3 separate regions of the Homo sapiens genome follow, and all the other regions are linked to region 2. The links are chromatin loops, found by intact Hi-C in ENCODE. Cell type or tissue: dorsolateral prefrontal cortex. All regions are shown on one strand.

The links. A loop is a pair of places that touch in the nucleus more often than their neighbours do. Peaks named below come from ENCODE experiments on the same cell type or tissue, not always from the same donor. Only the 100,000 strongest peaks of a DNase experiment are listed, where the experiment ranks them.
Region 1: it touches region 2 in a loop (4-fold over the local background); 2 of 110 quality-filtered maps call a loop at or near these places.
Region 3: it touches region 2 in a loop (2.5-fold over the local background); 5 of 110 quality-filtered maps call a loop at or near these places.

The regions. Positions count from the first base shown.
Region 1 is chr16:4,048,999-4,056,998 of GRCh38, forward strand. All of the region lies in intron 2 of ADCY9 (adenylate cyclase 9), which reads right to left. It overlaps LOC124900373 (a long non-coding RNA gene), which reads right to left and starts at 5,622. Exons shown (of 2, transcript XR_007064957.1): 1 at 5,037-5,622; 2 at 1,274-4,823. In dorsolateral prefrontal cortex, a CTCF peak has its summit at 4,556; DNase peaks (open chromatin) are centred at 3,893 and 4,523; H3K4me3 peaks cover 1,644 bases; H3K27ac peaks cover 1,346 bases.
Region 2 is chr16:4,179,127-4,187,126 of GRCh38, forward strand. LOC105371062 (a long non-coding RNA gene) reads right to left here and starts at 4,832. Exons shown (of 2, transcript NR_188654.1): 1 at 4,267-4,832; 2 at 991-1,185. RefSeq lists silencers at 33-235, 4,400-5,049, 5,060-5,129 and an enhancer at 4,702-4,996. In dorsolateral prefrontal cortex, a CTCF peak has its summit at 4,841 (motif pointing right); DNase peaks (open chromatin) are centred at 126 and 4,825; H3K4me3 peaks cover 1,859 bases; H3K27ac peaks cover 2,458 bases.
Region 3 is chr16:4,399,161-4,407,160 of GRCh38, forward strand. It overlaps CORO7-PAM16 (CORO7-PAM16 readthrough), which reads right to left. Exons shown (of 31, transcript NM_001201479.2): 6 at 6,331-6,407. CORO7 (coronin 7) reads right to left here. Exons shown (of 28, transcript NM_024535.5): 6 at 6,331-6,407. Among named protein-coding and RNA genes, the nearest start is that of CORO7, 13 kb to the right of the region's middle. RefSeq lists an enhancer at 2,845-3,581. In dorsolateral prefrontal cortex, CTCF peaks have their summits at 3,683 (motif pointing left), 3,883 and 5,450; DNase peaks (open chromatin) are centred at 3,661 and 5,481; H3K4me3 peaks cover 430 bases; H3K27ac peaks cover 1,903 bases.

The DNA of each region.
Region 1 (8,000 bases), 130 kb before region 2:
ATGGTATCAGGAAATCGTAATCCTGGCTCAGAAAGGTTTTAAATACAGGGAAGCAGAAGGCTGGGGCAGCAAAGGACACTACTAAGAGCAAGCGACTCACAGGGCTCACCCGGAAGGCATTACAAACTGGAATTCCTAAAAGAGTGGTTGCCAAGCTCACCCAGAAGAGGAGGTCCCACTGGTCCCTGAGTCTGCTCCAAACGGCCACGCACAGCGTGGGCATCCTCTCCCCTGCTTTCCATTGCTGTACAGAACCTGACCTGGGACCAGAGAGAAGAGGGTCCAGGGAAATGCTGCTGAAGGCTTCGTCTCTGCAGTGGAGAGAAAGTCGGAAGGGGCAGCACCCACCCCTAGCTGCCCATAGATGACCAGGCACAGGCACCCACCACCGACACTGGCACAATCCCCCAACATGTTCTCAGACCAGACCAAGACCCTAGCCGAGCCCAAGGATGCTGGCTAATCAAATAGTAAACACCTTTGGCCAGATTATCCTTAAAAAGTCTCTGGAATGTCACCTTCAGTCTCTGTAGTCTACTTTCTAACATACTTCTGAGCCGAAACCACGTGAAAAGATTTTTCTTCTGACTACAAGGCAGAACAATAAAAGTGACCCTCTGAGTCAAAAACACCACATGAAACTCACCTCCCGCCTCCAACCCATCCCTTCCGCATCCTTCATGTCCACCGTCCCTTTACCAACAACCAGCTGATTCTTCCAGACTTCAAAATCTTTCAGATTAACCCAGAAATATCGATAAGGGAGGCCTTTTTCTTAGCTTATGTTGTATATGTTTTTCTGTTTAGGCTACTGCTATAAAGAACTATCCACCAGCCTGGGCAACAAGGTAAGACCGACCCTGTTTCTACAAAAAATACAAAAGTAGACGGGCATGATGGTGTACACCTGTAGTCCCTGCTACTCAGGAAGCTAGGGTGGGAGGACTGCTTGAACCCAGGAGTTAGTGGCTGCAGTGAGCCGAGATCACACCACTATACTCCAGCCTGGGTGACAGAGTGAGACTGTGTCTCAAAAAAAAAAAAAGAACTATCCCGAGAGTCCACTGTTGGGGGCCGAAGTGGGGGTGGGGACCCTTGGCTGCCATGTTCCTGGGCCAGGAACATGGACTGGATGGCCTGCATGTCAGAAGACTGGTGACATACAAGGGTCAATAAATAAAAACAGTTAATATGATAAGAGCTGTTACTGTTATTGTTAGAAAAGAGGGGCACAGCCAAGGAAAGGGGAGAAAGCTGAAACAAACCATTTGACTTGGATGGTATCATGATTTTTATATGAGATGAATGGATACATAGATACGAGCGGGACAGATGGATACAAAGAACTACAAACGCATGTGTGCCCGTGTGTGTATGTACAAACATATGTGTACGTGTAGGGAAGTACATGCATATGTTTAATTTCCTAGCTATGCCAGGCGCGGTGGCTCATGCCTGTAATCCCAGCACTCTGGGAAGCCAAGATGGATGGGTCACCTGAGGTCAGGAGTTTGAGACCCAGCCTGACCAACATGGTGAAACCCCGTCTCTACTAAAAATACAAAATTAGCCGGACGTGGTGGCGCATGCCTGTAATCCCAGCTACTAGGGAGGCTGAGGCAGGAGAACTGCTTGAACCGGGAGGCAGAGGTTGCGGTGAGCCAAGTTCCTGCCACTGCATGCCAGTCTTGGCAACAAGAGTGAAACTCCGTCTCAAAAAAAAAAAAAAAAAAAAAAAATTCCTAACTACGCTGCTTGAGAAGTCCTTGTAGCCGTAATAGCCCAGTAGCGTGAACACACCTAATACTTAGATCCTGGTTTCTAAAAACCACTTTCTACTAAAAGGAACCAGGGCTTATTGGAGAAATGGCTGATTCCAGGGCTGGAGCAAGGAAAGTTCCGGGTGAGCCTAGAACCAAGAACTAAACATGTGGCCGGGAGCAGTGGCTCACACCTGTCATCCCAGCACTTTGGGAGGACGAGGCAGGCAGATCACCTGAGGTTACAAGTTGGAGATCAGCCTGGCCAACATGGTGAAACCCCATCTCTACTAAATATACAAAAATTAGCTGGGTGTGGTGGCGCACGCCTGTAATCCCAGCTACATGGGAGGCTGAGGCAGGAGAATTGCATGGACCCAGGAGGCAGAGGTTTCAGTGAGCCATGATCACGCCATTGCACTCCAGCCGGGGCAACAGAGTGAGATTCCATCTCAAAAAAAACAAAAACAAAAACGAAAAAACCTGGCCAGGCATGGTGGCTCTCACCTGTAATCCCAACACTTTGGGAGGCTGAGGCAGGCAGATCACGAGGTCAGGGGATTGAGACCATCCTGGTTAACACAGTGAAACCCCGTCTCTACTAAAAATACAAAAATTAGCCGGGCGTGGTGGCGGGCGCCTGTAGTCCCAGCTACTCGGGAGACTGAGGCGGGAGAATGGCGTGAACCCGGGAGGCGGAGCTTGCAATGAGCAGAGATCACGCCACTGAACTCCCACCTGGGCAACAGAGCAAGACTCCATCTAAAAAAAAAAAAAAAAGAAGAAGAAGTAAAGATGTGCTCAAAGAATGACATGAACACATCAAAAGAACACAGGGGCCAGCTTGGAGGCGCTGCTTTTGGCCAAATCTGGGACAATCTGGGTATCGAAGCAAATGATAATGGTAATGAATTATAACCCAATGGGTAAAATAGGAGTCTATGAGTGTATTGATAGGAAGGAGAGAAAGACAGCAGGCAAGCTCCAGCTTGCAGTGGAATGCCAACTAATCAATGCAAAAGAAACAATGCAACTAGAAACATCACCATTTGGCAATGCTCATACTAATTCCCTCAGGCAAGAATCATCCCAGGATGCTAAAACAAATGGGCAAAAAGCTTAATGAGAAACAGGATATTTTCCGAGTCCCCAAAAAATCTCCCCACCAGAAACAGTACTTTTTAACTGATAATTACAAAATACCAACAAATTAATTTTACAGTGGAGAAACCTGGTAGACACCACCTCAACCAAATGATAAGTTAACTTCTCCAGAAATGGGACTGATCAGACCTGTGTGCGTTCCTGTCGTGACAACCCTGCAGGGACTCTCCTGCCAGGAACCTACCACCTGATTCTCATCATGAAGGAATATGAGACCAGCCCAAACCGAGGGACATTCTACAAAGTAACTGGCCTGTTCTCTTAAAAAAATGTCAAGGTCGTGAAAGACAGAGACGAAGGAACAGCCCCAGATTGAAGGAGACTCGAGAGCCATTGACACAGACGGCGCCTGTGGTCCTGGGCGGGCTCCGGGGCCTCTGCATTTGGTGGCATGGTGTGACAGTGCCCACGTCCTGATTTGGGCAGGTCGGTGCAGGCTATCCGGGACAGCGTCCTTGTTTTTAGGAAACCCACACAGGAGAATCTAGAGGCACTCTCTGCAGTCTATTCTCAAATTATTCCGGAAAAAAGGGATGTGTGTATGTGGAGAGACAGACAGACAAACATGTCGGAATGTTAATTCAGGGAATCTGGGTGAAGAGTATTTGGGAATTCTTTATACTGTTTGGGAGCATCTCTGTAAATTTAAACTTACTTCAAAATTAGAATATAACGCCACCAAAACCCCCTCTATCACTCACTCCGCATTCCTAGATAACAACTAGTGTGGAATTCTGTTCTTTGAATCACTAGATATCAACTAGCGTGTAACTCTGTTGTTTGAAGCCACCTGGTTTGAGGTACTTTGGTACAGTAGCCCTAGGAAATAAATATGCTACTCAAAGAATATTGAATGTGGCTTTTTCTACAATACTAAAATCTGACCTACCATGTTAACTTAGTAAGGCAAACTGCTGGGGCGGGGTCCCGTTTCAGCCGAACGCATCTGACAATGCCTTAAGTCACACATTGCATAATCACAAGTTGCTTCTTGACATGAGCGGCTCTTCAAGTGCACGGGGAACAACAGATTCTTTGTCAGGGACTCACAAGAGTCACATGCTGTTATTCTTTTCTCCTTAAGAGACAAACTGATTTTTTAATCACTGAGAGCCTATTACATGCGTGGCATAGTTTTAAGATGTTTTGACATGTCACACGTAAACGATAGTAAACATGTCTTGGAAGAGGGGCTAAGATGTGGGACGAACGTGATTATTCAATGGGCATGCGCTTCCGGCCACGCATCACACGCACATACACCAGCGCGGTTATCCATAACTCTACCATTTCAAGTGAGCCGCAAGAGACTGTAAATCGCAGTGAAGTGGGCCGTCAGGCAATGATTACTAAATAAGCATGGGAAACATCTAAGATTAACAGTGAAGAGAGAAGATGCGTTTGGAATGGAATCCTGGAGACAGTTAAGTTACCAGGTGCTTTCACAGTCGTTTTTTCAAATTCAGTCACTGAGACATAAAATAATATTGATCTTTGAGAAGAGCTCTCGACGGAAACAGCAGTTGGCAGTGTCCCCAGAGCACTTGCCCTTCCTCTGGAGCGCTTCACGTGCGAGCCCGCCGTCTATTTATAACAGTTGGGCACTTGTCGCCACAATGGCTGATTGTGTGGCCCAGCTGTCTGTGTCTATCAAGAAGGGCAGGAGTGGACAGCCTGCACTTTGATGTTTCCCTTTTTTGGAGACTGAAAATAACATTTTTAAAAAACTGCCAACCGGCAAGGTCACAAAATATTTTTGGATGGCACGGGGACCCGATTGCAAAGCTGTGGTTCACATCAGATGCGGAGGCCTGGGACGCAGCCAGTGAGCCCCATTGCACAATATCCTGCTCATGCCAACTTCAAAAGTTATTTGCCTCGGAGAGCTCCCAGACGACTCTTTCTCGGTAATAAAACACAGCATTTTAGAAATTTGCAAGGGTCTTCTGGATAGGGCATTACCCAGAGGAGCAAGGATTTCCCTGGCCACTCTGGTTACAGTTGCAACCAGCAGCCCCAGGCCTCTTGCCACCCTTGCCCCGCCCCACCCCACATCCCTCACCCCCACTCCACAAACTCCTGCCCTTCCCTGATGAGCTCTCAAGCACTTACCAGCGACACGCTACATATTTTTCTAATGCATGTGTCAATTTCTTGACTCGCCCATTCTATTATAGATGGCTCACGAAAGCAGGATTAGCGTCTGTTTTGTTCACTGATGCAACCACAGAGCCGAGAATAGTGCCTGGCTCACAATATTTACTGAGTGCATACTTGTGGAATTAATTAATTTAAATAGCAGAGACAATGGGATCAGGAAACACATGGAAATACCGATGACCAGTATTAGATGTCAGGGTTCTGTCGCCCTTCCCTCCGCCCCCGACGAAGATCCCAGCTTTGTTTACATATTTGTGGTGCACAAAAATAGAAATGGACTAAACAAAATTCCCGATTTTCCCAAACTGTGGTGGATTGCAGAAACCAAGACTTCGCAGGGCTCGGTTCTGAAATGATTTTCACTCAAACCATCTTCCTGAAACTCTTCCTATTACTCTCTGCCCATTTCGCAAACCTTCTTGCTGGAGGTATTAGATACGGGAAGCACCTGTAGTAATCAACAAGTATGGCTCTGATTAAATGGATTTTTTTCTTTTTTTTTTTTTGAGACGGACTCTCGCTCTGTCACCCAGGCTGGAGTGCAGTGGCACAATCTCGGCTCACTGCAAGCTACGCCTCCCGGGTTCAAGCAATTCTCCTGCTTCAGCCTCCCGAGTAGCTGGGACTACAGGTGCCCGCCACCATGCCCGGCTAATTTTGTATTGTTAGTAGAGACGGGTTTCACTGTGTTAGCCAGGATGGTCTAAATCTCCTGACCTCGTGATCCACCTGCCTCGACCTCCCAAAGTGCTGGGATTACAGGTGTGAGCCACTGTGCCCAGCCGAAATGGATATTTTGAAAATCATCAAGTTATACAAAAGAATCCCACATGCTGTACAACACCACTCGAGATTTTAGGGTTTTTGCGGGTTTTACATCAGTAGATCATGAAACCCTGACTCTTTAATTATTATGTAAATGAAATTCAACAACACACTCACACCTCAAAAACTCTGGAAGGTCAGAAAGAGGCAGAGAGCAGGGCCCCCGCGGAAGGGGAGGCACACAAGGCAGACAGAGGCAGAGGAGGTGGGAGTACAGGCCCCAGCACTGTGGTAGCCAACAGCAGAGCCATTCTTCCACACCGGGAAGGGCCCCCAGGCCTCAGGAAGCCAGCTCTATTCAGCAGATTTCACAAGTGAAAAAGCCTTTTTAGATGTCTTTTGGGGTCAGGCGTGGTGGCTTACACCTGTAATCCCAGTACTTTGGGAGGCTGAGGCGAGCAGATCACTTGAGGTCAGGAGTTCAAGACCAACCTGGCCAACATGGTGAAACCCTGTCTCTACTAAACATACAAAAAATTAGCTGGGCATAGTGGCACACACCTATAATCCCAGCTACTCGGGAGGCTGAGACAGGAGAATTGCTTGAACCCAGGAGGTAGAGGTTGCAGTGAGTCAAGATCAGGCCATTGTACTCCAGCCTGGGCAGCAGAGCAAGACTCTGTCTCAAAAAGGAAAAAAAAAAAGGCCAGACGCGGTGGCTCACACCTACAATCCCAGCACTTTGGGAGGCCGGGGTGGGGGGATCACGAGGTCAGGAGATCGAGACCATCCCGGCTAACACGGTGAAACCCCGTCTCTACTAAAAATACAAAAAAATTAGCCAGGCGTGGCGCCGGGCGCCTGTAGTCCCAGCTACTTGGGAGGCTGAGGCAGGAGAACGGCATGAACCCAGAAGGCAGAGCTTGCAGTGAGCCGAGATGGTGCCACTGCACTCCAGCGTGGGCGACAGAGCGAGGATCCGTTTCAAAAAAAAAAAAAGATACCTTTTGGGAACAATTCCCCAGCAGAACAAAGGTGCCACTTCTAAGTATGAGGAATTCCTTATCAAAGATGCCTGAGCCTGCAAGACAGCTCCCACAAGTACAAGCGCTGCAACGACTGGGTGACTGCGCGTCTCTGGCAAGCGGTTTTGAAGCCACTTCCTTAGCTCCCATAGACAGGCAGTGCTGGAAACACACATGCAGGGAGCTCCCAGCCGGTGTTGTGCGATACAGAACCCGAAAGCTGCGCCCTCCCCGCAAGGAGGTTGTCTATAGAAAATTCTGTGACATCAGGATTCTTCAATAATCTCTTCAACATCAGCTCTCAACATATTTATAGAAGATCTCCAGGCCCAGCAGTTTTCCTACCTGTGCAAAATGCTGTGGCTTCAAAGTAATGTTTTGTTGTGTTTTGTTTTGTTTTTGAGACGAGTCTCACTCTGTCATCCAGGCTGGAGTGCAGTGATGCAATCTCAGCTCACTGTAACCTCCGCTCCCGGGCTCCAGGGATTCTCCTGCCTCAGCCTCCCAAGTAGCTGGGACGATAGGCGTGCACCACCACACTTAGGTAATTTTTGTATTTTTAGTAGAGATGGTGTTTCACCATGTTGGCCAGGCTGGTCTGAAAATGCTGACCTCAAGTGATCCACCCACCTCGGCCTCCCAGAGTGCTGGGATTACAGCCGTGAGCCACCACACCCAGCCAAAGTAAATTTAAAAGGGGCTTTCGTCCTCCTAGGAGTCAGAATCAGTCCTCACTGTAAGAAGCAGAATTCTAACCTCAAAACTGGTCTCCTGGGAACACTGGAAAGCAGTGCGTGATCCGAAGGGGCAGAAATGACTGACACTCTCAAATTCCCCTCTGCATCATGGGCACTCAGCACTGTGCCTAGTGCATAGTAAGACTTCAACAAATATGTGCTGTTGTTATAATTCGGCATGACGATGGAGGTGCAGAGGTTTACCTGTGTTTTTATTATCTCTGGTTGACAAGGCGGCCACACCCAGGTTGCCTGTTCTGAAGCTGTCTCAAGACAGTGACCATCACCCAGGCTGAGGTCCAGGATGATGTGAGTGCAAATTGCTAAAGCTCTCCTTCAGGTGCCAGGCCTGCCATGACACATGGCGAGTCCTAGCAGAGGTCAGACCA
Region 2 (8,000 bases):
TTCCAGCAGAGGTTTCTGCTCCACAGCAGGCCACTTGCAGGGTGCTGGTGAAACTCACCCACCAAACTGGTTGTTGGCTCATCCCTGAATGCTGTGTTCCAACAGCAGCACCAGTGATGCAATCAGCAGAACTGAGCTCGTGGGTGGAGCCGTGGGGAGGAGTTGAGCAGGGAGAGAGGTAGCACCCTGGGCCCCTGCCCAGACTGTGGGGTATTAGGAATAAAGGTGTGGGTAAAGAGGGCTTCAGAGAGACTTTTGTTTGTTTGTTTGTTTGTTTGTTTTGAGACAGAGTCTCACTCTGTTGTCCAGGCAGGAGTGCAGTGGCACAATCTTGGCACACTGCAACCTGTGCCTCCCGGGCTCAAGCAATTCTCCTGCCTCAGCCTCCCAAGTAGCTGGGATTACAGGCGCCCGCTACCATGCCCTAATTTTTGTATTTTTAGTAGAGACGGGGTTTTGCCATGTTGGCCAGGCTGGTCTCAAACTCCCGACCTTAAGTGATCCGCCCACCTCGGGATTACAGGTGTGAGCCACTGTGCCCAGCCCATACTCTTTTTTAAATTCCAAAAGCTAACCTCCACTAGGAAAGCCAAGCACAAGTCCAAGGCTTTTTTCAGACTTTCATGCCTGCCCTTTTCACCTGAAGAAGCTGGCCTATTACAGGCCAACAGGAGACACAGCAAAAGGCACAGGGCTCATCTCTGCAGAGACCCTCCGAGTCCCAAGGAGAAGAGGCCCCGCTAAGGCTCCTCAGGGAGGTTTACTATCTAACCCTATTTATGTCTGCTCCTCATTCATTCATTCATTCCACAAACATTCACAGGGGAACTACTATACACCAGATAAGACTCTGGACGGGAAAATGACAGCTTAGCTGTTCATACCTCCGTCCCTCAAGCTGTTTCACTAGTCAGTTTCTTTATCTGTCCAATGGAGGAAACCGGGTTTATGGGAAGATGCAATGAGATAATGGACATGCCTGACACAGACTAAGTGTCTAAGAAACGTAAACTATTTTTATGGTAGTAGAAGCAAGATTGCCTGTGACGCTGTATATCTTTCATTTGCCTCTTCAGGTACATTTCTCCTTTTCCATGCTGCACTGCACCCTGGAATTGGCCTGTATGCGCTGCATCGAGATGCTCTTGCCCTCTGACTGCCAGCTGGGTTTGGTCCATGTGGAGCCTGGAATCAAAACCAGAGGGAGAAGGTGGGGACAGGGTTTATGGTTTTTATTCCTCCAAGTCCCTTTTTGAGCTCCTTGACTTAAAGTCCCAGCTCTAGTGAGATCGCCCTCCACACAACCTGCCTCCAGGTGCAGAGGTGGTAAGATCCCACTGTCACCAGCCCCAGAATATTCCACATTCCATAGCAGTTTCCCTATATCCTGCCTCAAAGCCCCCACTTTAAATGTCCCCAATTTAATCTGTTTTCTGCTGGATCCTGACTAATACAAAGAGTGTAGAGAACAAGGGCAGGCCTGGGAATCGGGAGACCTGAATTTAAGTCTCATCTTTGCCACCAGCTCCCTCCGTGACCCTGGGCCACATTTTTCCATTTCCAGGCCTCAAACTTCCTCAATTTTAAAATGAGTGGGTTGGGTCCGGACACAGGGCCTCATGCTTGTAATCCCAGCCCTTTGGGAGGCGGAGACAGGGGTATTGCTTGAGGCCAGGAGTTTAAGTCTGGACAACATCGTGAGACCCTGTCTCTAAAAAAAAATATATATATCTATATATATAGATATATAATAGACATATATAGTATCTATATAGATATATAGACACATATATAGTGTATATAAAGATATATAGACATATATAGATATATATAGACATATATAGACATATATATAGACCTATATAGACTATATATAGACATATATATAGACCTATATATATAGACTATATATATAGACATATATATAGGCCTATACATAGACTATATATATAGACCTATACATATAGACACAGACTATATATATAGACCTATATATAGACATACAGACTATATATAGACATATATAAGACCTATATATAGACATATATAAGACCTATATATAGACATATATAAGACCTATATATATAGACATATATAGACCTATATATATAGACATATATATAGACCTATATGCATATAGACATATATATACCTATATATAGACCAATATAGACCTATATATATAGACCAATATAGACCTATATATATATAGACCTATATATATAGACCTATATATATATAGACATATATATAGACACACATACACACACACAAATGAGTAGGCTGGACTATATGGCTCTTTCATGATCCAATTCCCTGCCACTTCTAGGTGTTAAGTTACAGGAGGAGGACACAGATGAGAATAAAAGCTCCCTAGTGAATACGGCAATGATGGCCAGGTTGGCCACTAAGCAGCTCTCCCCACTCTCCACCATTGTATCAGCTCATTCTTACCCAGAAGTCACCTAACTCCTTTCCAAGGACTTTCCTTCTCTTCTCAGGCCATCAGGGTACCAGATGTCTAAATGATCTCCACTCCAAAGCAACAGCCAAGAAAACCCAGGAAATTAAAAATAAATTCCTTTTTCCTTTCAGTAACTCCCTGCCCAGCCCTGGGTTAGCTGGAGAGGTCCCTTCCCAGGTTCCAGTATACCCAGGGGGCCAAACAGGGAAGCCGTTCCACACTGACACCAAAACACTCTCACAGGGAGTGATCTATCTCTGCCCTGGGAAATGCTGGGGACACAGCTGGCTTGCAGGGCAGAGGGAGTGACCTAAACCAGCATCCTGTCAGAAGACATGCAATGCCCTGCATTGAGATCCCTGTCACTGGGCAGGTTTCAAAGAGAGGCCAGGCAGGGTGCGGTTGCTCCTACCTGTAATCCCAGCACAGAGGCTGCAGCGGGAGAATCGCTTGAGATAAGACGTTTGAGACCAGCCTGGCGACAGAGCGAGAAGCCCAATTTATTTTATTTTATTTTTGAGACGGAGTTTCACTCTTGTTGCCCAAGCTGGAGTGTAGTAGCACGATCTGGGCTCACTGCAACCTCCACCTCCTGGGTTCAAGCGATCCTCCTGCCTCAGCCTCCTGAGTAGCTGGAATCACAGGCCTGTGCCTCCACACCCGGCTAATTTTGTATTTTTAGTAGACGGGTTTTACCATGTTGGTCAGACTGGTCTCGAACTCCCAATCTCAAGTGATCCACCTGCCTTCGCCTCCCTAAGTACTGGGATTACAGGCGTAAGCCACAGCGCCCGGTAAACTTTTTTTTGTTCGTTTTTGTGTTTAAGACAGAGTCTGGCCTTGTCAGGCAGGCTGGAGTGCAGTGGCTTGATCTCGGCTCACTGCAACCTCTGCCTCCCAGCTTCAAGCAATCCTCCTGCCTCAGCCTCCCGAGTAGCTGGGACTACAGGCGCCCGCCACCACGCCGGCTAATTTTTGTATTTTTAGTAGAGGGTTTCACCATATTGCCCAGGCTGGTCTGGAACTCCTGACTTTGTGATCCGCCCGCCTCAGCGTCTCAAAGCGCTGAGATTACAGGCTTGAGCCACCGCGCACGGCGTTAGCAAAAATTCTTTCAAATAAAAAATTAGCCAGGTGTAATGATGCACACCTGTAGTCCCAGCTACTGGGAAGGCTGCGGCAGGAGGATCGCTCGAGCCTGGGAGTTTTGAGATTGCAGTGAGCTGAGATCAGGCTACTGCACTCCAGCCCGGGCGACAGAGCGAGGCTCCGTCTCAAAAAAGATAAAAAAGTAAAAACCTAAATTAGCCGGGCATGGTGGCGCGCGCCTGTAATTCCAAGTACTCGGGAGGCTGAGGCGGGAGGATCACCCAAGCCCAGGGAGTTCGAGGTTGCAGTCTCAAAAAGAAAAAAGAGTAGAAAAGAGAGGAAGAAGGTAGGAAGGAAGGAAGGAAGGAAGGAAGGAAGGAAGGAAGGAAGGAGGAAGGAAGGGAGGGAGGGAGGGAGGGAAGAAAGAGAAGCTAATGACCACTTGATCCTCGTAAGGCCTTTTCAGTTCCTAAAATGACTGATTCAGGAAACCCCAAGAGCCACAAGAGTCATTCTATTCAGATGATGACCCTCCCTGACCCTCCTGGTTTCTGGAGTTTTCATTCGCTAAGGGCTGCCCTTCGGTTTTCAATTACTGGCGGAGAGGGCGGTTCGTTTCTGGCGGGGAAGGGAGGTGACATTCCGGTAGGAGAATCTCCTAAAACTCGCATTTCCTGTTTGCCCTGGGCGCCGGCCTCAGGTGGAAACCTCACCCCGATAACTGAGGGCAGCAGTCGGCCTTGGGCGTTCTTCCGTCACCCAGGTCTCCAGAACCTCCCGGACTCAATGGCAAGTCACTGCACAAGTTCAGGGCCTTTTCGGTCCCGATCGAGGATCTGGAGATCTCGGGGCTTCCCGGTCGTCTGCCCCACAGCCCACGAGGCGGACCGACCTGCGGGGTGAGGCACCGGGAGCGCATGGCAGCCCCGGCCTCGGCCTCCTGGCGCCCTCCCAGCCACGCGGTGAATGCCTGAGAGGACAGAGGTTCGCGGCCCTCCCCATCCCACCGGCAGCGACCGCAAAGCCCGGGAGCTGAGTCCGCGGCGTGAAGCGGCGGAGGTCAGCAGCGAGGGGGCAGGGCCGGCGCTGGCGGCCACGGAGCTTGCGCGTCGCTGGGCTCGGAACCCAGGGACGCGAGCCAGCGCTGGGAGCTGGCGGAGAGACGGCTCTGCCATCCGGCTCAGGCAGTGGGCGCCCGCCCCGCCCCCAGCGCCCACGCGACTCCGGCCCCGAGGCTCTCCCGAGCGCAGCGTTCTGGAAGCGCCGCCGCTAAGCGTCTGCGTCTGCGCCTGCGCTGACCCCAGTCCCGGACTCGGTCCGAGGCGCGCAGCCCGGAGGGGGCGGGGCCGAGCCCGAAGGGAAGGCAGTGCGCATGCGCGGGGCGAGCCGGCCGGCACTGTCACAGCTGAGCGGCCGCGAGATCGGTCCCTGTCCGCAGGGTCGGGTAGTGGCCCCCTCGGGGACAGCGTGTGAGGATTCGGGCGCGAAGGACGGGGTCAGATTCAGCCAGGTGCCCACTTTCCCCACGGTCACGACCCTGGTCCAGAACTGCCCTGCCCCGGGCCTCAGTTTCCCCACTAAGGAGAGGAGGCGTGCCGGGGAAATCTGAGGCCCTCCCCAGCCGCGACCTTTTCCCTCAGACGAAGGAAGAGTGGTCGTACCCGGCCGCGATCACCGAAGCCTCCAGCCCTGTCCCCGCACGGATGCTGGAAGCCCGTCCACGCCGCGCGGGGAGTGGTGGCCCGGGTGCTCCTACGACCTGGGGGCCCTGTCACCGCGATCTTAATTGATTCCCAAAGGATCCAGAAAAGGGACACATTGGCGCCCGCCCAGGGCGGGCGGGGTCCCCCGGGCGGCCAGGCCGATGGGGTGGATGGGCTTCTGCTCGCGGCCGCCTTGTGGGGCGCTGGCATCGGATTGGAGTGGGGCAGCATCGGGGGAGGACAGAGACCCCACGCTCCCCCCAACGCAGCAGACCCAGGGGCAGGCCCTTGGCTCCTGCATGCCACGCTCCGGCCTCCCCATATCGCCCTAGCACCGCTGCCCGCTGGTCTTCCCTTCTCAGAAACCTGCAGTGGCCTCAGGCCTAGACTCCCTGGGCTTCCCCTGAAGGCCCAGTATTCCCTAATTCACCTCCTCTCACCTTGGCTGCTCTTCCATTCCCTTATCCCCGCCACACACAGCGGTCTTCCCTTGTCTGCGTCTGGGCGCCCTCGATCTTCCCGTGCTCCACCCCCCTAATCTGTGACCCACCAAACCTGCCCATCCCTCAAAGTGTAGCTAAAACTCCACTCCTTCCCCAACCAAACTCCATAGCCCCACAGTGTGTCTCAGTATTCTCTGAAGAGCCCTGAGGTTGTGTCAATTGATTCTTCTCAACAGAAGTAATCCATTACATAATTTATCAACTTATATGCATTGATCAGGCTTTGCAAATAATTACATTTGCAAATGAGAAAGACAGTCCTTTGCCAGACCCCTGTATCCTGATTTGCAATTGTGCGCTGTATCCCTTACTAGATGGCTACATCCCCCAGGGGAGAGACTATGCCTTAATATGCAGAATATCTAAATTTTTTTGGAATCGTGGTGGGAAAAAATTAAGAAGTTTGGAAAAAATGGAAATATAACATCTTTTTGCACTCTTCACAATACAAAATCTCATCTTTTAGTGGGTCTGAAAAATATACAGTGCACAATATGCTGTCAGCTCTAGATTACCGCAAATCAATGTGATGGAATAGAGTAGAAAGGATATTGGGATGGGTACGAAATTGGCCTTTTGGTGTGGTTTGTCTTGCATTAGCAGAGTGAACTCAGGCCGAACTCAGGCAAAACTGCACCTCTGTAGATGCAGTTTCCCCACATTAGATTTGGATTTAGGAATAAGAAATATCCCTGCCCCCATCTACTTTACAAGATCATGGTAAAGATCAAATATGAAATGGAGATGGAGTTAAGATTTTTTTAAAGTATTTTTTTGTTCAGGAAATAATCCTCAGTAAATTTTCTAATGAAAATTACTTTATATATATATATATGTGTGTGTGTATATATATGTATATATATAATTTTTTTTTTTTTTGAGACGGAGTCTCACTCTGTCACCCAGGCTGGAGTGCAGTGGCGCCATCTCGGCTCACTGCAAGCTCCGCCTCCCAGGTTCACGCCATTCTCCTGCCTCAGCCTCCCAAGCAGCTGGGACTACAGGCACCCGCCACCACACCCGGCTAATTTTTTTTTTTATATATATTTAGTAGAGACGGGGTTTCACCGTGTTAGCCAGGGTGGTCTCAATCTCCTGACCTCATGATCCACCCGCCTCGGCCTCCCAAAGTGCTGGGATTACAGGCGTGAGCCACTGCGCCCAGCAAATTTTTTATATATTTTATATATAAAAAATATAAAATATATATAGATATATATAGAGATATATAATATATATATATTTTTTTTTGAGACAGAGTTTCGCTCTGTCGCCCAGGCTGTAATGCAGTGGCGCGATCTCAGCTCACTGCAATCTCCACCTCCCAGGCTTAAGCGATTCTCATGCTTCAGCCTACAAGTAGCTGGGACCACCGGCATGCACCACCACGCCCAGCTAATTTTTGTATTTTTGGTAGAGACGGGGTTTCGTCATGTTGGCCAGGCTGGTCAGCATTCTACAGACAACCTCATGTCACATCACACTACTCTCAGTTTCTATTTGTTTTGTTTTTTAACGGAGACAGGTTCTTGCTCTGTTTCCCAGGCTGGAGTGCAGTGGTGGGATCATGGCTCACTGCAGCCTCTACCTCCTGGGCTCAAGCGATCCTCCAACCTCAGCCACCTGAGTAGCTGGGACTACAGGCACATGCCACCACACCCAGCTAATTTTGTTGTTGTTGTTGTAGAGAGGAGGTCTCACTATGTTTCCCAGGCCAGTCTTGAACTCCTGTCCTCAAATGACCTTCCCACCTTGGCTTCCTAAAGTGTTAGGATTACAGGTGTGAGCCACCTAGCCCAGCCAGTTTGTTTTTCTAATGCTTTTTTATTGCCTTTACTTTCTTCTAAAGAAAAATGATCTGAGGTGAGAGGATCACTTGAGCCCAGGGGTTTGAGACTAGCCGGGGCAAGATGACAAGATCCCATCTCTCTAAAAAAAAAAACACTCAGCCTGGAGTGTAGTGGTGCCATCTCAGCTCACTGCAACCTCTGCCTCCTGGGTTCAAGCAATTCTCCTACCTCGGCCTCCCAAGTAGCTGGGATGACAGGCACCCTCCGCAATGCCTGGCTAATTTCTGTATTTTTAGTAGAGACTGGGTTTCACCATGTTGACCAGGCTGGTCTTGAACTCATGATCTCAAGTGATCTGCCCACCTCGGCCTCCCAAAGTGCTAGGATTGCAGGCATGAGCCACCGCACCCAGCCAAAAAAAAAACCTTTTTTAATTAGCTGGGTGTGGTGA
Region 3 (8,000 bases), 220 kb after region 2:
AGGCCATGAAGAGATATTTGCACACCCATGTTCATAGCAGCACTACTCGCAATAGCCAAGAAGTGGAAACAACCCAAGATCTACTGATGGATAAATGGATAAACAAAATGTGGTCTGCGCATACTATGCAGTCTTCAAAGGCAAGGAAATCCTACTGCACGCCACGAGTAACCCTTGACGATGCAGCATTTCATTATGCTCAGAGAAATAAGTCAGCCCCAAAAGAGCAAATAGTATATGATTCCACTTATGTGGGGCATCTAAAGTAGTCAAATTATAGACACAGAAAATTATAGACACAGAAAGTGGAATGCCAATTCCTAGGGGCCGGGAGGTAGGGCAAAGGGGAACTGCTGTTTAATGGGTATAGAGTTTCAGTTCTGCAAGATGAGAAAATTCTCAAATCTGTTTCACAACAGTGTAAATATACTTAACACTACTGAACTGTACACTTAAAAATGGTTAAGATGGTGAATTTTGGCACTTTGGGAGGTCAAGGCGGGAGGATCATTTGAGCCCAGGAGTTTGAGACCAGCCTAGGCAACACAGTGAGATCCCTGTCGCTACAGAAAATTTAAAAAGTAGCTGGGCGTGGTGGCACGTGCTAGTAGTCCCAGCTACTCAGGAGTCTGAGGTGGGAGGACTGCTTGAGCCTTAGAGTTTGAGGCTGCAGCAAGCTAAAAAAAAAAGAAGAAGGTAAATTTTATGATATGTGTTTTCTTACCACAATTTAAAAAAATAGCTATTAGCCCACAAAAATACATTGCTAAGTTAAAGAAGCCAATCTGAAAAGCTACATACTACATACCATATAATTCCAACTATATGACATTCTGGAAAAGTCCAACATACAGACAATGAAAAGATCAGTGCTTGGCAGTGATCTGGGAGGAGGGCGGAAGGGATGAACAGGTGGAACCCAGGGGATGTTAAGAGCAGTGAAACTACTCCGTATAGTGGTTACATTATGTCATGCATTTATCACAACCCATAGAACATACAACACAGACTGACCCCTCATGTAAACTGTGAGCTTTAGTTAATAATAATGTATCAGGCTGGGTATGGTGGCTCAGGCCTATAATCCCAGCACTTCGGGAGGCTGAGGTGGGTGGATCACTTGAGGTCAGAAGTTTGAGACCAGCCTGGTCAACAAGGTGAAACCCCATCTCTAAAAATACAAAAAAATTAGGCCAGGCATGGTGGCTCACACCTGTAATCCCAGCACTTTGGGAGGCCGAGGTGGGTGGATCACCTGATGTCAGGAGTTCGAGATCAGCCTGACCAACATGGAGAAACCCCGTCTCTACTAAAAATACAAAATTAGCTGGGTGTGGTGGCACATGCCTGTAATCCCAGCTACTCGGGACGGGGAGGCAGGAGAATCACTTGAATCTGGGAGGCAGAGGTTGCGGTGAGCTGAGATCGTGCCATTGCGCTCCAGCCTGGGCAACAAGAGTGAGACTCTGTCTCAAAAACAAAAACAAAAACAAAAACAAAAAAACAAAAAGTAGCCGGGTGTGGTGGCACGTGCCTGTAGTCCTAACTACACAGGAGGCTGAGGCATGAGAATCACTTGAACCCAGAAGGCGGAGATTGCAGTGAGCTGAGATCGTGCCAATGCACTCCAGCAGTGCAATAATAATAATAATAATAATAATAATAATAATAATGTTTACCATTGGTTCCTCAATTGAAACAACGTACCACACTCACGCAGGATATTCATCACAGACACTGGGGGAGGAGGTAAGGAATATGGAAAATCCTTATACAACTTGCTCACTTTTTCTGTAAACTTAAAACTGTTCTCGAAAATAGTCCATCAACTAAAACAACCCAAAAAGAAATGCAGGGGAAAACCAAGTGAATTCCCGCTCCATGTGCAGCCCCTCCCTGAGAGATGAGTAGCCTCCCTGCTACTACCAAGTTCCAGGCTAAGTGCTGGACTCTGGGGCCTGGAGGTTGTCACGGGAAACCGCGGGGAAGAACTTAGACCTGGTCATGGAAGGACAAACAGAGCTTGTGCTGGGAAGGCAAAGGCATTCGAGGAAGGTAAAATAGCATGAGCAAAGAGGTGGAGAAAGGAACTTGCTGGTGTGTGGCGTTGGGGGAGGAGAGGCCACGTGAGGAGGCAGATGGTGGGAACCAAGGGGGCCGTGGGCACACGCATGGCTGGCAGAGGCGGGGGCCTGTCTGGAGAGGGCCTCAAAAGCCAGGTCTCCCTGGTCTGCCTCAGCAGGGCCCTGGTTTTATGCCGCTCCTGGCAAAGCCCTGCCAGCTGCAGTTTACCAAGCACCTGCTGCGTGCCAGGCGGGCACCAGGTACAGTCCAGGGACTGGCTCTTAAAACTCCACTACTCCACACCTCGGATTCAGAGGGATGGCGAGGGACAGAGAGAGGAGGATGAGAGACAGAAGACAGAGACCAGAGAGAGAACAGCGAGGGACAGCAAGGGATGAGAGAGGACAGAGTGGGACAGAAACAGAGCACAATGACAGAGCGGGCCAGAGAGAGCAAGTAGAGATCAAGGACAGATACAGGGGACAGCAGGAGACAGGCAGGACACGAGCGACAGCAAGCGACAGAGGCTCTCAGGAGATGAAGGGCAGGACACGACATCCAGCAGTCAGGGCTGCTCCTGCCCCACAGAGGTGCAGAGACCGACAGCCCGAGTCCAGATGCCAACACCACCACTGACCAGCTATGACGTGGGCAAGCCCCCGAGCCCCCTATGGTTTCTTTTTTTCCTTTTTTTTTTTTTTTGAGGTTTTAGTTTGTTTGTTTGTTTGTTTTGAGACAGAGTCTTGCTCTGTCGCCCAGGCTGGAGTGCAATGGTGTGATCTCGGCTCACCGCAACCTCCACCTCCCAGGTTCAAGTTATTCTCTTGCCACAGCCTCCCAAGTAGCTGGGATTACAGGTGCATGCCAACATGCCTGGCTAATTTTTGTATTTTTAGTAGAGGAGGGGTTTCACTATGTTGGCCAGGCTGGTCTTGAGCTCCTTACCTCAGGTGATCCGCCTGCTTGGCCTCCCAAAGTGCTGGGATTACAGGCGTGAGCCACTGCACCCGGCCAGTTTTGTTGTTGTTGTTGTTGTTGTTGTTTTTTAAGAGAGAGGGTCTTGCTCCATCGCCCAGGCTGGAGTGAAGTGGCTCAATCCGAGCTCACTTCAGCCTCGAACTCCTGGGCTCAAGCAATCTTCCTGCCTCAGCCTGGGACCACAGGCGCGTGCCACCATGCCTGTCTAATGTTTGCATTTTTTTTGTAGACATGGGGTTTCACCATGTTGCCCGGGCTGATCTTGAACTCCTGGGCTCAAGTGATCCTCCCACCTCGTCCTCCCAAAGTGCTGGGATGACAGGCGTGAGCCAGCGACCGGCCACCCGCCCAGCCCTGTGAACTGTGAGGATGCGGACAGCGCCACCCCTGGGCAGGGCTGGGCGCTGGGGCTAAGGGCGGAACTCACAGCACACACTCCATGAGGGCAGCTGGGCCACCCTCATGGAGGAGCTTAACGCGGGGTCCAAACCAGGGTTCAGAGTGGGCACTGAGGCTGCTCTGGCTCAGCGGAGAGGAACTGGGCTGCAGAGGCCGCGTCCTCCCCGGCTCATCAGGCTCAACCATGCCGGGAGTCAGGAGCGCAGCAGGCCGGAATGGGCCATCCGTGAGGAGAGCGCGCCCCCTAGCGGCCTCCTGCCCCTTCTCTCCCAGCTCGGGAGGCCCCTTCACCCAGTGGGAGTAGCTGAGAGGGAGCAGGAGGGGGCTTTGGTGGTCCTGGGAGGCAGACCTGCTCACACAGAGGCAGGACAGGAGTGGAAGCCAGGGGCACGGAGGCTTCCCCGCCAGGAAGGAGATGGGGCGGGGGTGGGGGCACACTCTGGTGGAAAGTCCCATGACCCCCCACCCCCATCCCCATCAGGCAGCCCGTGGCATGAGCAGCTCCAGTGCATAAACCCAGAGCCAGGTGCGGCTGCAAAGAGGGGCTCACGCTCGCTCCTGGTGTGGGGTGGGCCCATCCAGCAGCTCCAGCCACAGCTCAGGACAAGCCCTCGCTCTCTGCACACTCATGGGCATCACTGGCTGCCCTACCACAGTCAGGCCGCCCCCCACTCCCGGCTCCATACTGCCAGGGTTTCCAGTGTAGGATGCCCCCACCAGGACCCCGATGTACTCCCTTTACAGCAAAAGAAGGTGGCAGCCGACCCAGGGCTGAGGTACCCATTGGCCCTAGACTGTGCTGACAGGTGCGGCTTGGAGGCAATGCTGCGTCCCCGCAGGCGGAATTCCTAGGTCCAGGAACCAGGGAAGGAGGGGGAGTCGTTCCACTAAGCATCACTCCCACGACCCACTTAGGAAATGTGTGCTTCTCGTCCCTGCAACTTTAAGCTCTGGGTTTAGCGGGGGAAAACACATCCACTGGGGAAGCAGCAGGAGCTCCTCCGTCTGTGACTCCTATGACTCTTCCTGCAAGACACCAGTAAGCAAGGAGAAGAGTGGCCAAGCCGGTGGCCCATGGGGCTGCTCACTGTCCTTCCCTACACAACTGTGATAGTAAATAGGGCTCGGACCCCCAGGAGGAGGGCCTGGACCACCACACCTGTGACAGAGGGGCAGAGACAGTTTCTCAAAGAAAGATGTCACGGTCCCAAGGCAGCCATCCCTGAGTCCTGCTGAGACTACCCAGGCCATCCCCTCTGCCTGGGACGCCCGTCCCCTCCTTCTCAGCCAGGGCTCATCCCTCAAGGACCGGCCTCGAGCTCACTCTGCCTGGGAAGCCGTCCCCAGCAGGGTTAGGTCAAAGCACGCATACCAGGTCTCCCCAGAAGGGGCTCCCTGGGGGCCTTATTGGCCCCCAGAGCTTAGGCCAGTCTCTCAGGACTCTCTGCTCAACGCACACCACAGAGGAAAAACTGATCAAGACTGGGAGATGCGGCTTCCACAAAAGCAGAGTACAGAAAAGAAAGTTAGACTAGGGTCCCTCCAAGTATGCAGAGCCCTGGGGCGGAATGCTCAGGTCTGGTAGGCCTCCCTGCCCTGCTAGCTCCTGTTCGGCTCCATTCCCAGGCCTCTCAGCCATTCTTCATGTGTCTTCAGGCTCGGCACACCTCCAGAAGGGCCCTGATGGGTGCCCTCATTCCCAGCAACCCCGACAGGTCTTCAGAGACCCTTGGTGGTACCCACGGCCGCCTCCCTGGGGAAGCCCTTTGGCCCTGGTTTCAGGCTCCAGCCTGGTCCTGGCTTTCCTCCTCCCACCTCCTCCCCTGCAGGCTCTTCTCATCCCCTCCTGGGGGCAGCACTATGTGGTCAGCAAATCAAACAAACGGGACCTTTTCACCTGCAGCCGGATTCTGCTCAGAGCCCCTCTGGGCCCAGACTCCACTGACACCTCCAGGTACCGCCGGCAGCTCAGCAAGGCTGCAGCCACCCTGGAGCGGCTCTGCCTAGAACATTCACACCAGGTGCTCCTCTAGCGCCCCCTCTCTGCCACAGCACATCCCCGTCCCAGTGACAGGCCTCTCCTACTGCCTCAGGACCGCCACGCCTCCCACCCAATCCTTCTCCAACACTTGGCTTCCTCCTCCCAAAGGTCTCCGCCACTCCCGGCAGAGAACAGCTCTCACCTCCCCGCAGGCTGCCACGCATCCCCCTGTAGACACTGCCCCTCCTGCCACACACTGTCCATGTGGTTCCAAATGCGAATCCGCTCCCCTCACTGCACCACCTGCCCTACTCTGGCCTTTAACACTTCATTGCCTTCCCATTACCCCTACGGCAACAGGCACAACCCTTACTCACCACCCAGCACCCGCCTGCCCCGCACCTGCCTGTCCTGGCCCCGATCCCTGCCTGAGGCCACGCGTCCCTGGCCTGTCCAACCAGCTCAAAGCACCATGTCCCTCTTGCAGAGCCCAGGTCACGGGTCCTCTTGTCTGTACTGTCCTCGACGGAAGTCACCTCCCCAGCAACTGGGGCCTGGCCCAGCACCTGCGGCCGAATGCTGCTTAACAAGAGTCTTGCAGAAAGGCTGGCGGTTCAGACAGACCAGACAGGCGGCCAGAGGAGGCTGCCTGAGGGTGGCGACATTAGGGCGCAAACCAGGGACCAGCGTGGGCTCTCATCTGACAGGGGCCTAGGCAAGGTAGGGGCTTCCAGATGTAGGTGAGCGGGGGTGTGAGGAGCAGCTAGGGGGCAGGGCACACAGATGACCATCCTGACCTCAGTGCTCCACTGCCTCCTAAACAACAAGCCTGGAAGGCCCAGCCCAGGGGGTCCCAGCCCAGGAGGCCTGCACAGAGCCCCACAGGGCATCCCCACCTGCCTGCTCACCTTGCACGCCGTGCCCACCAGGGCTCCATCTCGGCTCCAGACGGCGCTCTGCACCAGGTCCCCATGGGCTGCCAGCTCTGCAGAGAAGCAGTCACAGTCAGGTCCCGGGCAGTGAGGGCACCAGGGAAGTGGGTGGGGGCGGGCCTTGCTGGGGGGAACTCCCAGAGCAAAGGCAGCAGCTACGAGGGTCCTTTTCAGCCAAGGGGGCAAGGGCAGCAGCTTCTCCCAGACAGGCTTCCCCTGCACCACAGGCTGCTTCCTTCACCCCACCTTTGTGCAGCCGTACATCACTCAACTACCTTCCGAGGCTTCCCGCTCCTGGCCTGGCTCTCTCATCCCTCCCAGGCTCACTTCCAACATAGCTCCCCACCAACAGGGTCACTCCTGCCCTAAGCCTCTATTCCTGCCATCTATACTCTCCCTCGCTAGTGTGAGGTCTTAAAATACTTCTCTACATTCTCTGCAACTCCTGTTCCAGGTTAAATTGTGCTCCCCTAAAAAGATGGTGAAGTCCTAACCCCCACTACTTTTCGGAGGCTTGCTCTGTCACCCAGGCTGGAGTGCAGTGGTGCAATCTCAGCTCACTGCAATCTCCGCCTCCTGGGTTCCAGCAATTCTCCTGCCTCGGCTTCCCAGGTAGCTGGGATTATAGGCACCTGCCACCATGCCCAGCTAATTTTTGTATTTTTAGCAGGGACGGAATTTCACCATGTTGGCCAGGCTGGTCTCGAACTCCTAACCTCAAGTGATCCGCCCACCTCGGCCTCCCAAAGTGCTGGGATCACAGGCATGAGCCACCGTGCCCGGCCTATTATTATTTTTTGAGACAGCATCTCACTCTGTTGCCCAGGCTGGAATGCAGTGGTGTGATCATAGCTAACTGCAGCTTTCACCTCCTGGGTTCAAGTAATCCTCCCACCTCAGCCTCTTGAGTACCTGGGACACAGACAGGCACACGCCACCACGCCTGGCTGATTTTTTAATTTTTTGTAGAGATTGTGTCTCACTATGTTGCTCAGACTAATTCTCAAAATATTGGGCTCAAGCGATCCTCCCATTTTGGCATCCCAAAGTGCTGGGATTACAGGTGTGCGCCACGACGCCCATCCAAGAAGGTTTTTTTTTGGTTTTTTTGTTTTTTGTTTTTTGTTTTGAGATGGAGTCTTGCTCTTGTCCCCCAGGGTGGAGTGCAATGGCACGATCTCTCTTCGCTCTCCATAGCCACTGCAACCTCTGCCTCCTGGGTTCAGGCAATTCTCCTGCCTCAGCCTCCTGAGTAGCTGGGATTACAGGCACCCGCCACCACACCCAGCTAAGTTTTTGTATTTTTAGTAGAGACGCGGTTTCACTATGTTGGCCAGGCTAGTCTCGAACTCCTGACCTCGTGATCCACCCGCCTTGGCCTCCCAAAGTGCTGGGATTACAGGCGTGAGCCACCGCGCCCGGCCAAAGTTATTTTTTATTTTTATTTTTTTGAGACGGCATCTCACTCTGTCACCCAGGCTGGAGCGCAGTGGTGCAATCTCGGCTCACTGCAACCTCTGCCTCCTGGGTTGGAGCAATACTCTTGCCGCAGCCTTCTGAGTAGCTGGGATTACAGGTGTGTGCCACCACGCCCGGCTAATTTTTGTATATTTAGTAGAGACGGGGTTTTGCCATGTTGGCCAGGC